Linked DNA regions of Homo sapiens: region 2 is linked to region 1. A link is a loop called in an ENCODE intact Hi-C map of the cell type or tissue named here. Cell type or tissue: PC-3. All regions are shown on one strand.

Region 1 (5,000 bases):
CTTCCAGTGGAGAGTCTAAAGCACATATTAAAAAGAATGACCCGGTGCCAGTAAAATGCTGTGAGACTGAACTTATTCCAAAGAGCCAGAAATGCTGTAATGGAGTTGGATATAATCCTTTGAAATATGTTTGCTCTGACAAGATTTCAACTGGAATGATGATGAAGGTAATTGATAGAAAAGCTCTCGGAGGCGCTGATTTGACAATGGAAAGAGAAATACATTGTTCATAACTATTTTTCTAAAATAGGAATATAAAAACTCCTGTGTGCATTATTCATTTTCACATTACATCCATATTAATACCGAATGAGTTCGCTATGATTGATGTTATTGCAATGAATTCTAAAGGAATTAATAATGATTAGCTGTTCTCAGGGAAGCTTTACCCAGCACTTCAGATTAGTGCAGGACTGAAAGTCTGTGTGCCACTGAAAGAGCCAGCACAGGTCGTCTGGGGCCTCTGCATGGTGCCATTTCATGCCTGGGAGCACTGTGGATGGAGGCAGGAGGAAATTCCCGCTTCTTCTCCCTAGCCCGCCAGCCATCATCCACCACTTTCCTTTGATAGAGACCTTAGATCCAGCAAATTCGCTTAGTTGCATTTATATCATATTCCCTTGGACAATGCAAGATGAGCAAATGCCTGTGTCAAAAGTGAATGAATAGGCTTCTGGGTGTAATCGCTTATGTTTTTGTATGGTGATGGTTTGTACACAGCCATGTCATGTATGTGGGTATTAAACTTGACCCAGGATACCAGAAGCCTATCAATTTAAGGAAAGGACCATGGACACTTTAAAAATAAACATGCTACCGTGTTCTGTAGTAATTTGTCATTATAAGACCACTAAAAATGGGTGTCTTGGTCACAGACAATGGAAGGACGCTTGTTCAATGAGGCAACTACACAGTCCTTGTGTAGACCACATACACTTTGTACACTTTGGGATGTAAAATAACTCATGAGATTGTTAGAAGCCCTGCAAGCACTTTGTATCAATGAATGATTAAGATAACACATAAGGTTGGTTAAATTATTCTAATGAGGACAATATTTCTCCATGCTGAATCAAGTAGTGTGTATACATAATAATGTTCAGTCTGTAGGTTTCATTTTGTTTTCTGAAGACCTACCACCTGGAGACATTTATATCCTGTTCCAGTCTGGAATGGATCACCATGGGATTTTTACATAGCTGGCCCATTCGGTCTTCCCTAAGCTATCAATTCAGGAATTCCTTTTACCTCTTTCCTGTGTTGATTCCCCTGTTTTTTTGTTTTGTTTTGTTTTGTTTTGTTTTGTTTTGGATTCCAAGTTTCATTCCATTTGGAGAATTATCTTCTTGTATATAGATGTATGGAGGGTAAATTTTTTAAAAGCTTAATGTATAAAAATACTATTATTTTACCCTCCAACAGGATTGATAGTTTGGTCTGATATACAATTCCAGGTTAAAAATTATGTCTACTCAGAATTTTGAGGCATTTCTGCATGTTTTAAGCTTCCATTAATATTTTGATTCCTATCTCTCTGTTGGTAACCATGTTTCTTTTCCTATGAAAGCTCTTGAAGATGTTCTCTTTATCCTGCTCCTCTAAAATTTCATGACAATGAACCTCTATGTGGAAGTTAGGATGGTTTCTTTTTGCATTTTGTTTTCCATTTTTGTGATGAGAGCATTTAGGATCTACTCTCTTAGCAATTTTTTTTTTACATTACAATTCATTATGAGTTAGGCAGTTGTCTTCCAAGTAACATCTCTAGAACCGAAGCCCCTTACATCTTGTGATGCTTCATGCAGCCCTTGGATCATAATGGAAAAGGCGCAAGAGGGGACAATTGCACACAGACAGTTCCTACCTGGATATAGAGTACATCCTTTCTATGCACTAGTCACACAGACATATCTAGTCAGGTGGCTTCTCCTACTGCAGCCAGGTTTCAACATCCCATGTTCCCAGAGAGAAAAGGGAAACATGGACATCACTGAGCACATTGCATTGTCTCTGCCACATTCATCTACTTTCCAGCTTCCAAAAAGGTATGCACTGTCTTGTGTGTATTATTTTTCTCCATTTTTTCTTAGACTTTCAACACGTAAACCAGTATTTTACTGTCATTTAGTTGGGCTTTTAGAGGATAGATAGATAGATATAGATAGATAGATACACACACATACACACACACACATATATATATAGTGGGATTCTATTTATGTAGTGTCATCTTGGCTCACTGCAACCTCTACCTGCTAGGTTCAAGCGATTCTCCTCCCTCAACCTGCCAAGTAGCTGGGATTACAGGTGTGCGCCACCAAGCCCAGCTAATTTTTGTTTTTTTAGTAGTGACAGGGTTTCGCCATGTTGATCGGTCTGGTCTCGAAATCCTGACCTCAAGTGATCCACCCACCTCCGCCTCCCAAAGTGTTGGGATTATAGACATGAGCCACTGCGCCCAGACCCACTATATATTTTTGAATGTACTATTTTGATCAACTTGGTAAGAATAATTCAACTTATTTTATGTAAGAGAGAGGCTGAATGGAGATCAATTTTAATAGCAAAAAGTATTCTAAATACATTATGCTACTTATGTAAAGGAAAGGCAAAGTAGATCTCCACATTATAAAACTATTACCTTACTTATAGCTCTTGTAGTGTGGGATGATTAAGTATTTAATTTCCTTGGATTAAAACAAAGTGGTACTTATCAAAAACCATAAAAAATCTGGAGATGTGTCAGAGAAAATGTTTATAAGCGTAAATAATTATAATTACAATGACAGTTCATGAAACATTTATATTTTTAAAAACTTGGATCAGTAATACTTCTAATGGGACCAACTTCCCCAACAACACAGGAAGTGTAAATTCTCAAATATCACATTCTTTATTTTCTCTAAAATTCCATAGGAAAGTATCAAATAGCAAAAATAAAATATTTGTAGTGTGTATACTAAGTTTAAAGACTTATCAGTTTTGAGTCACACAACAAACCTTGGTGGTAAATTATATGATTTGAGTCACACAACAAACCTTGGTAGTAAATTTTGTCTCCATGTTCCCCACTGAAGAAGCTGAGGTTTTGAAAACATAAGTGACTTGCTCAAGGTTACAGAGCTGGGAAGCTGCAAAACTGAAATTTTAATCCCAATTTGTGACATTTCAAAGTCATTGTTCTTCCTAGTATACAAACTGCCTTCATTTCTTTTTATAAATTTTGAAATATTCATTCATCAAGTAAGTGGAGGAAAAATTTCATTTGAAAGTCACAAAAGCCTACCCTATGTATGTCTAAATGAAATTTTTAAATACCCCTCTCTCTCTCACCCCTGCCACTTGACTCAGGAAACCAAAGAGTGCAGGATCCTCTGCCCAGCATCTATGGAAGCCACAGAACATTGTGGCAGGTGTGACTTCAACTTTACCAGCCACATTTGCACTGTGATAAGAGGGTCTCACAATTCCACAGGGAAGGCATCAATTGAAGAAATGTGTTCATCTGCCGAAGAAACCATTCATACAGGGAGTGTAAACACGTACTCTTACACAGGTAACAGAAAGCAAGCTGTCTGCCCATGGCTTAATGGGGTTAGTGAGAAGCTGCTGAAAATGCAGATTTATTTCACTCTGACATCAACTCTCCTTAAACTGATATCAGTACATTCCATCATACTTTGAGGCCAGCTAGTTACAAGGTAATTAAAGGCATAATCTGGATGTATTCAAAGTCAGTACTTTAAAATGTGTTAAAGTCTATTTAAACAAGGTTGTATTCCATATTAAGGTAAATCTGTGGAGATATCTGTGACCTTTACTGCTATATCCAGTTAATTTACAATAAATCCAATTTCCTTTTTCAAAAGCTGCAATGCAGCTTCCACTGAATGCATTGAATGAATACTGCTATACTCTTAAGCAGAAAGAAGGATGAACCTGTCTGATTAATAATAAAACCTAACAGTGCTACTCTGAGGATGAGGTAAACCCAAGCATGACATTTCTCCAAGATGGCTGGTCATCTCCAAAAGAATAACCTTTGCAGTTATTGTAAATATTAATTTCTATGTACCATCTTGGCCCTGCTGAATTAGTCCAAAATGGTTATGCTTAGTTTTGGCTGAGCTGTGTGAGAAACACTGTTAAGTTTAGAATTATCTCTAAAACAGTTCTGCCATCAATTAAATTTGTGTTATTCATCCATTTACTTAAGTCCCTACAAAATGTGTTCTTGTTTTTTGAAAAATCAAGTTTGTGTGTGTGTGTGTGTGTGTGTGTGTGTGTGTGTGTATCATCTATCATCTTGATTCAATAGAATCCATTTAAGTGACATAATTTGAGCAAGCTAAGGTTAATAAACAAGCAAAACATTGCTCCATTCCATCATGAATCATCAGTCTGCTTTACTCAACCAAGGGGCAATAATGGCTAACCTCAAGAGTGCAGAAAGTAAGGCAGGCTACTAAGATAAGAGGAGGAAGATTAGGAAGGGAAGAAAGGAACAGAGATAAGGTTGATTGAACATTATTTAGTCTCAATGTTATACTAGGTACTTTAATTTTTTTATTATACTTTAAGTTCTAGGGTACATGTGCACAACGTGCAGGTTTGTTACATGTATACATGTGCCATGTTGGTGTGCTGCACCCATTAACTTGTCATTTACATTAGGTATATCTCTACACTAGGTACTTTAAAACCTTATCTCAGTTACCAACAAAGCAATCATATAAATATGGTCATTTAACAGATGAGGAAACTGAGGGTCAGATCTGTAAAAGTTACTCGCCATGAGAAAGAAACATATTCAAATAATGCCATCATCAAAAGGGACAGACTTTGAAGACTCCACGTGGTGCAGGAGCTCCTTTCAGAGTGCTCCAAATGCACTTCAAGCTGTTATTCCACCTGAAATGTCCTCCTTTATCATCCTACTCAAGGCCTAGGTCAAGATTCTTTTCCTCAATGCAGTCCCTGTGCTGCTATGGCACATTGTT
Region 2 (5,000 bases), 78 kb after region 1:
CTGCCGAGGGCCAACTCACCAGCCTTCAAAAACGACAGTGCTGCTGACAGCAAAGGCGATGAGGACACACATGTGCATCCACCCTTGAGATGCTAAAAGAGGCAGGAAAGAACTTGAGGGAAAGAACAAATCACTCTTCTGAGATTGTCCTATAAACTTTATACCAGGACCTATGCTATCATCCTCCTTACCTAATCATGTTTAATATCTGATTTATAAGAATCTAAATGTGTACCTAAAAGTAGCTTTCTAAATATTACTGGGCCACATTAAACTGTGACCAATTTTCTTCCTTCCTGGCCTACCACATTTTAGAAATATGATAGCATATTTGGGTTGGGAGTCGCTAAAGGCCTCAAGAGAGTCCATCTCTTTGTCCTTTCTGACTAGGAAGACCTGGTCATCACGCCACAAGCCTTGGTGTCTCGTTTTTAACAGAGCAATAATTATTTATTAGTGGAATATATGCTTATTATATCCAGAAATTAAAGTTGTTAGGGGACATTTGTGTATCCAGGTCCCTGTGGCTGGGTGATCGCATCTGTTAGAAATAAATCACTTTAAGAAAATTATATTAGCCCCACAGACAGTCAAGAATGGAGCAAAGGGAGGGAAGTGTGAATAGGGTGAGGAAGCTTGATTTTAAATCTTGTGAAATAGAGTGTGGTCAATATGTTGTCAGCACATTACAGTGTGCAGACATCAACTCCATTTTTCCCCTCTTTGAACCTCAGGTGGCCAATTAACAGTATATGCTATTTATTCATTACAAAACAGGCAGGACAAATTGAATGGTTAGAATGACTAATAAGAATTCTTAGCAAGGAGTAAAATAAAAAATGATACATAAGGAGAGACCCCCCAGAAAAACTTTAGGGATTTCCAGAAAAAAAAGTCTTGAGGAGTTTTCCTGTTAAATGTATCTAGAATTTCTACTGACATGAGGAAATTAAAATGGAAAGATTCTCTTTGAATACATTTTCTTCCTAAAATATGTTCTCTTCAATTCCCTCATTTGTATTTCCTTAGAGTTTCATTCCTTCCTAAAGCAGAAAGACAGTTTTAAATTACTTCTAGCAATTATAAGTATCATTAGGGTGTTTTGATGCTGCATTTTTACAACAAGCACTGTGCTTGCCTTCCTTATTTGTCTCTCAGTTCAACTCCAAGTCGCAACACAGGAAATGAAAACCTTGTAAATTGACTTGATCTTATGAATACTCACTTTTGCAAATATGAAAGAACTTAAGAAGGGATTATAAAATACTCCTTATCTATATAATTAAAATTCAGTTGAAATATATGAATTCAATATTTTAATTCATGCATTTCATTTTGCGGGCATTCAAAGATTATATGCTTCTATATGTCTGCCATTGATTTCTGTAAATAACATTATCTCTCTTATTGCAAAACGTACATCAGAAGAAGTTGGAAGAAAGCGAGGGCTTGAGGGATGTTAAACTGAAGCAGCAGTGACTTACTATGCAGTGTTAGTAGATTGCTTGCCTTGAGGATCTAGAAGCCGATAGAAGAAATGGAGCCAGCAAATAAGAAATTTCTTATTTCTTATTCCAGAAATAAGAAATTCTGAACTTTTACCTTCAAAGATCCAAAAAGAACATGCTAATGTTCTTTTTTTTCTAACTTTTGAGTAATTTAGTCATTCTCGTTCAGAAAATTAAGGGTCTACATCTGGCAGCAACTGAAATAAATGGCTCAATTGAGTACACACTTGAATGTCAAATATATCACTTTAAAAGTCAATATTTGTTTCAGCTGTAAATGTTTCTGAACGGAAATGATGCTTTTAGTGTCTGTAGTCTAAGGAGTAGTTTTATTTTTGAACCCTCAAATTGAGTGCTCCACCTAGAGCCGTAGGACCCTTTCCTTTCCATGAGGAGAGCGCCCTCTACTGGGTATGTTTACTTACCACGCATGACTGTTAAGACCCTGAGCTAAACGTATGAGCAGTTGAGATGTACATAAGAAAGAGTTTTTGGAAAATCTTTGCCCCTGCTTGTACTAGAATGATTGCAAGTGTGGAAGTAGCCATAGTTCACTGTAGTTTTCTTTTTACTGCTGTATTATTGCACCCTGTTGGGGGATACATCTGAGCATTTCATGTGTCCTACTTTTAAAATGCCCAGATGGTGGCTACGTGCTTTGGTTTGAATTGGGCAGCCCTCATCTTTCATGCTCTGTAGTCTGCCTCGTTATCAGAGAGACATGAGACAAGGAAAATTCTTCCATTTTTCAGCTCCTCTTCATCTGTTTCTAGTCACCCACAGTGAATGATGCACTTGCACAATTGTTAAAATGACAGTCACTGTGATAACTGAACATCACTTCCCTGGGATGGGGAGTTCCCTATGTACCCATAGCTTCTTGATTCCTTCCCAATACAGCACCTTTTTCAGTGTAACTGATCACTTGCAATCTTGTAAGTAACACAGCAGTGAGAGGCAGTGTAAATATTTTATACCTTGCCCCAATCACTTGTATGTGCATCGGTCTTCTTCACTCTAGCCTTTAAGCTTAACAGAGATTTTAAATCAAATCATTCAACCCTAGAAATAGTCAAAAGAATTAATAAAATAAATGAAACAGTGTAACTGGTTAAAATAGCCCCAGTGCACAATACAGGTTTAGTATGATTTTGTGACATACACATTTTATAGGGCTTTTGTCTCCAACTACATTCTTCAAAGAGCCATCTGGGCAATGACCATAGGTATCATTTTTACCAATAATAGTCAGCACTTCCCACTGGGAAATTAGTCAAGGGAATGAGTTTTTTTTTTTTTTTTTTTTTTTTTACAAATTATCTTCAAGCATCTATCTTCCAAAAAGTATTACTGGACTTTGTCCATTACAAGGCAACAACCTAAGTGAGTTACTTGTGCTCTTATTTTAGAACTTTATTCATCAGATCATTGTGATCAAACTCAATTTCATTTTCAAAGAGGAAAAAGATTTTGCTCTGTTTTTCTTCTTAATAATAGGTTTGCTGAAGGAAGAACATTAATACAGGTCAGCGATCTCCAAACTTTTTAGAATATTCACTTGTAGAAATAATAATTTGGGGAGCACACATCTGCATAATATGTATATTTACTTATTTGTAAATTATAAAATATGTACTAGTTAAATAGTATCATTTACACTATAGAAATAGACATTTTTAAAGGAGTGGAAATAGATAAAATTATCAAGAAAATATTTTATTATGAGCAACTACTATCAATAATACCTCAAGGCACAATACACACTGAAAGATTAATCATTAATGATGCTGAATGTCAATCTCTTTCCTGAGTGTTCTTGATCATTTCAAAATTTTGTTGACACTTCTGATCAAATACAATTGGACCATTCATGTTTATACCTCATGCTGTGGTTGATAAGGAGCTTGAAGGAAGGAGAATCAGACTGGCCATTTATTTGTTCTTCATTTATGTTTGTATTGTTAGTGTTATATTTGAATCATAAATTTGAATTCTAGGAATTTTGAAAGCCATTCATGTTTCCAAAGTTAGTATACTTAAAACCAGATAATATAATCCATAAACCCCCTTAGCATAGAACCATAAACTACAATATGTCACTTGACACAAGGGGTCCAGAACCCCGGGGACGCAGACCAGTACTGGTCTGTGGCCTGTTGGGAACCAAGCCACACAGCAGGAGGTAAGTGGAGGGTGAGCCTCACCACCTGAGCTCCACCTCTTGCTGTGCTCCACCTGAGGAGTGGAGCACAGATCTGCTCCACAGATCAGCTGTGGCAATTGCTTCTCACATAGCAAACCCTATTATGAACTGCGCACGCAAGGGATCTAAGTTGTGTGCTCCTTATGAGAATCTAACTAATACCTGATGATCTGAGGTGGAACAGTTTCATCCTAAAACCATCCCCACCTCCCCCTTCCATGGAAAAATTGTCTTCCATGAAACGGATCCCTGGTGCCCAAAAGGTTGGGGATCACTGCTTTGCACTAAAAGCAAACAAATAGATGAATATTGTTAGCTCCTCGCTGTAAAACTCCCATTCTTCCTTTTCCAAGGACAGATACAGAACTTAATTGATTCATTCATTCACTCATCCAGTCAGTATGTGTATGCATCTAATATATGCCAACTGGGTATATGACAGTGAATAAACCAGACAAAAATGCTTCCCTCTTGAAGCTCTTACTCTAGTGGGGAGATAAAGACAATAAACAAGATAAGGAAATAAAATATATACATACCATACATAAGCTAAGGGCAATGGAGGAAAATAAAGCAGATTCCAGAGTCTCCATTATAAAAAATACAACTTTTGCAAATTGGTCTTTAGTTCTTATTGAGTTTAAAAGGATGTTTCCCTTCCACATCCTTCTTCCCACTGTCTTCTGGGATTTTTGCTTCAGATATGATGGTCAAATTGCTTATTATAAATTCCCTTCTAAGATTCTATGAGTTTTAAATTTGTTTTAATTGTTCACATGTTGCATTGAATGATGCAATTGTACTCTTCTAGCACACAGAGCTAGTAAATTTCCTATATATTGATATTTAAAGCCTGTCCTTTTATGGAGTATTTTGTGACCACCTAAACCCATGATGATTTCTTGTGTATACACCTTCAGTGCTTGGTTCCCATGTATTTCTCTAGTGGTTTCAGAAAGGTGAGTTTTACATTCCTAATGGATTACAGTTCCTAAAATCCAGTATGTTCATACTTTCTACTTTTATTCCTTTCCATTTAGTGCCTAGAACCATGCCAGAAAAAGACATAATTTGACTGTGGATTTAACCCTCAGATCACAAACCAATCTCAGAGCTTTATTTTTTTGCTGAGAGTTTTAAATAAACTATAAAGTCAAATTTAAACAATTATCCTTTGGAATCAACAGAACCCCACATTTCCTTAGCTTTCCTTAGCTGTTCCTATTCCCAAGGATCACATTCAGAGCACTCTTCTTGAGTGACAGTGATGTGCCAGGTACTTCACAGAG

What was found. A loop is a pair of places that touch in the nucleus more often than their neighbours do. Peaks named below come from ENCODE experiments on the same cell type or tissue, not always from the same donor. Only the 100,000 strongest peaks of a DNase experiment are listed, where the experiment ranks them.
Region 2: it touches region 1 in a loop (3-fold over the local background); 1 of 110 quality-filtered maps calls a loop at or near these places.

Annotation. Positions count from the first base shown.
Region 1 is chr1:215,785,226-215,790,225 of GRCh38, reverse strand. USH2A (usherin) reads left to right here. Exons shown (of 72, transcript NM_206933.4): 51 at 1-167; 52 at 3,352-3,556. Among named protein-coding and RNA genes, the nearest start is that of KCTD3, 220 kb to the right of the region's middle. In PC-3, no CTCF peak of the experiment used is centred here; DNase peaks (open chromatin) are centred at 3,025 and 4,375; H3K27ac peaks cover 359 bases; H3K27me3 peaks cover 774 bases.
Region 2 is chr1:215,707,465-215,712,464 of GRCh38, reverse strand. All of the region lies in intron 61 of USH2A (usherin), which reads left to right. Among named protein-coding and RNA genes, the nearest start is that of KCTD3, 140 kb to the right of the region's middle. In PC-3, CTCF peaks have their summits at 1,706 and 1,911 (motif pointing left); a DNase peak (open chromatin) is centred at 1,914; H3K27me3 peaks cover 980 bases.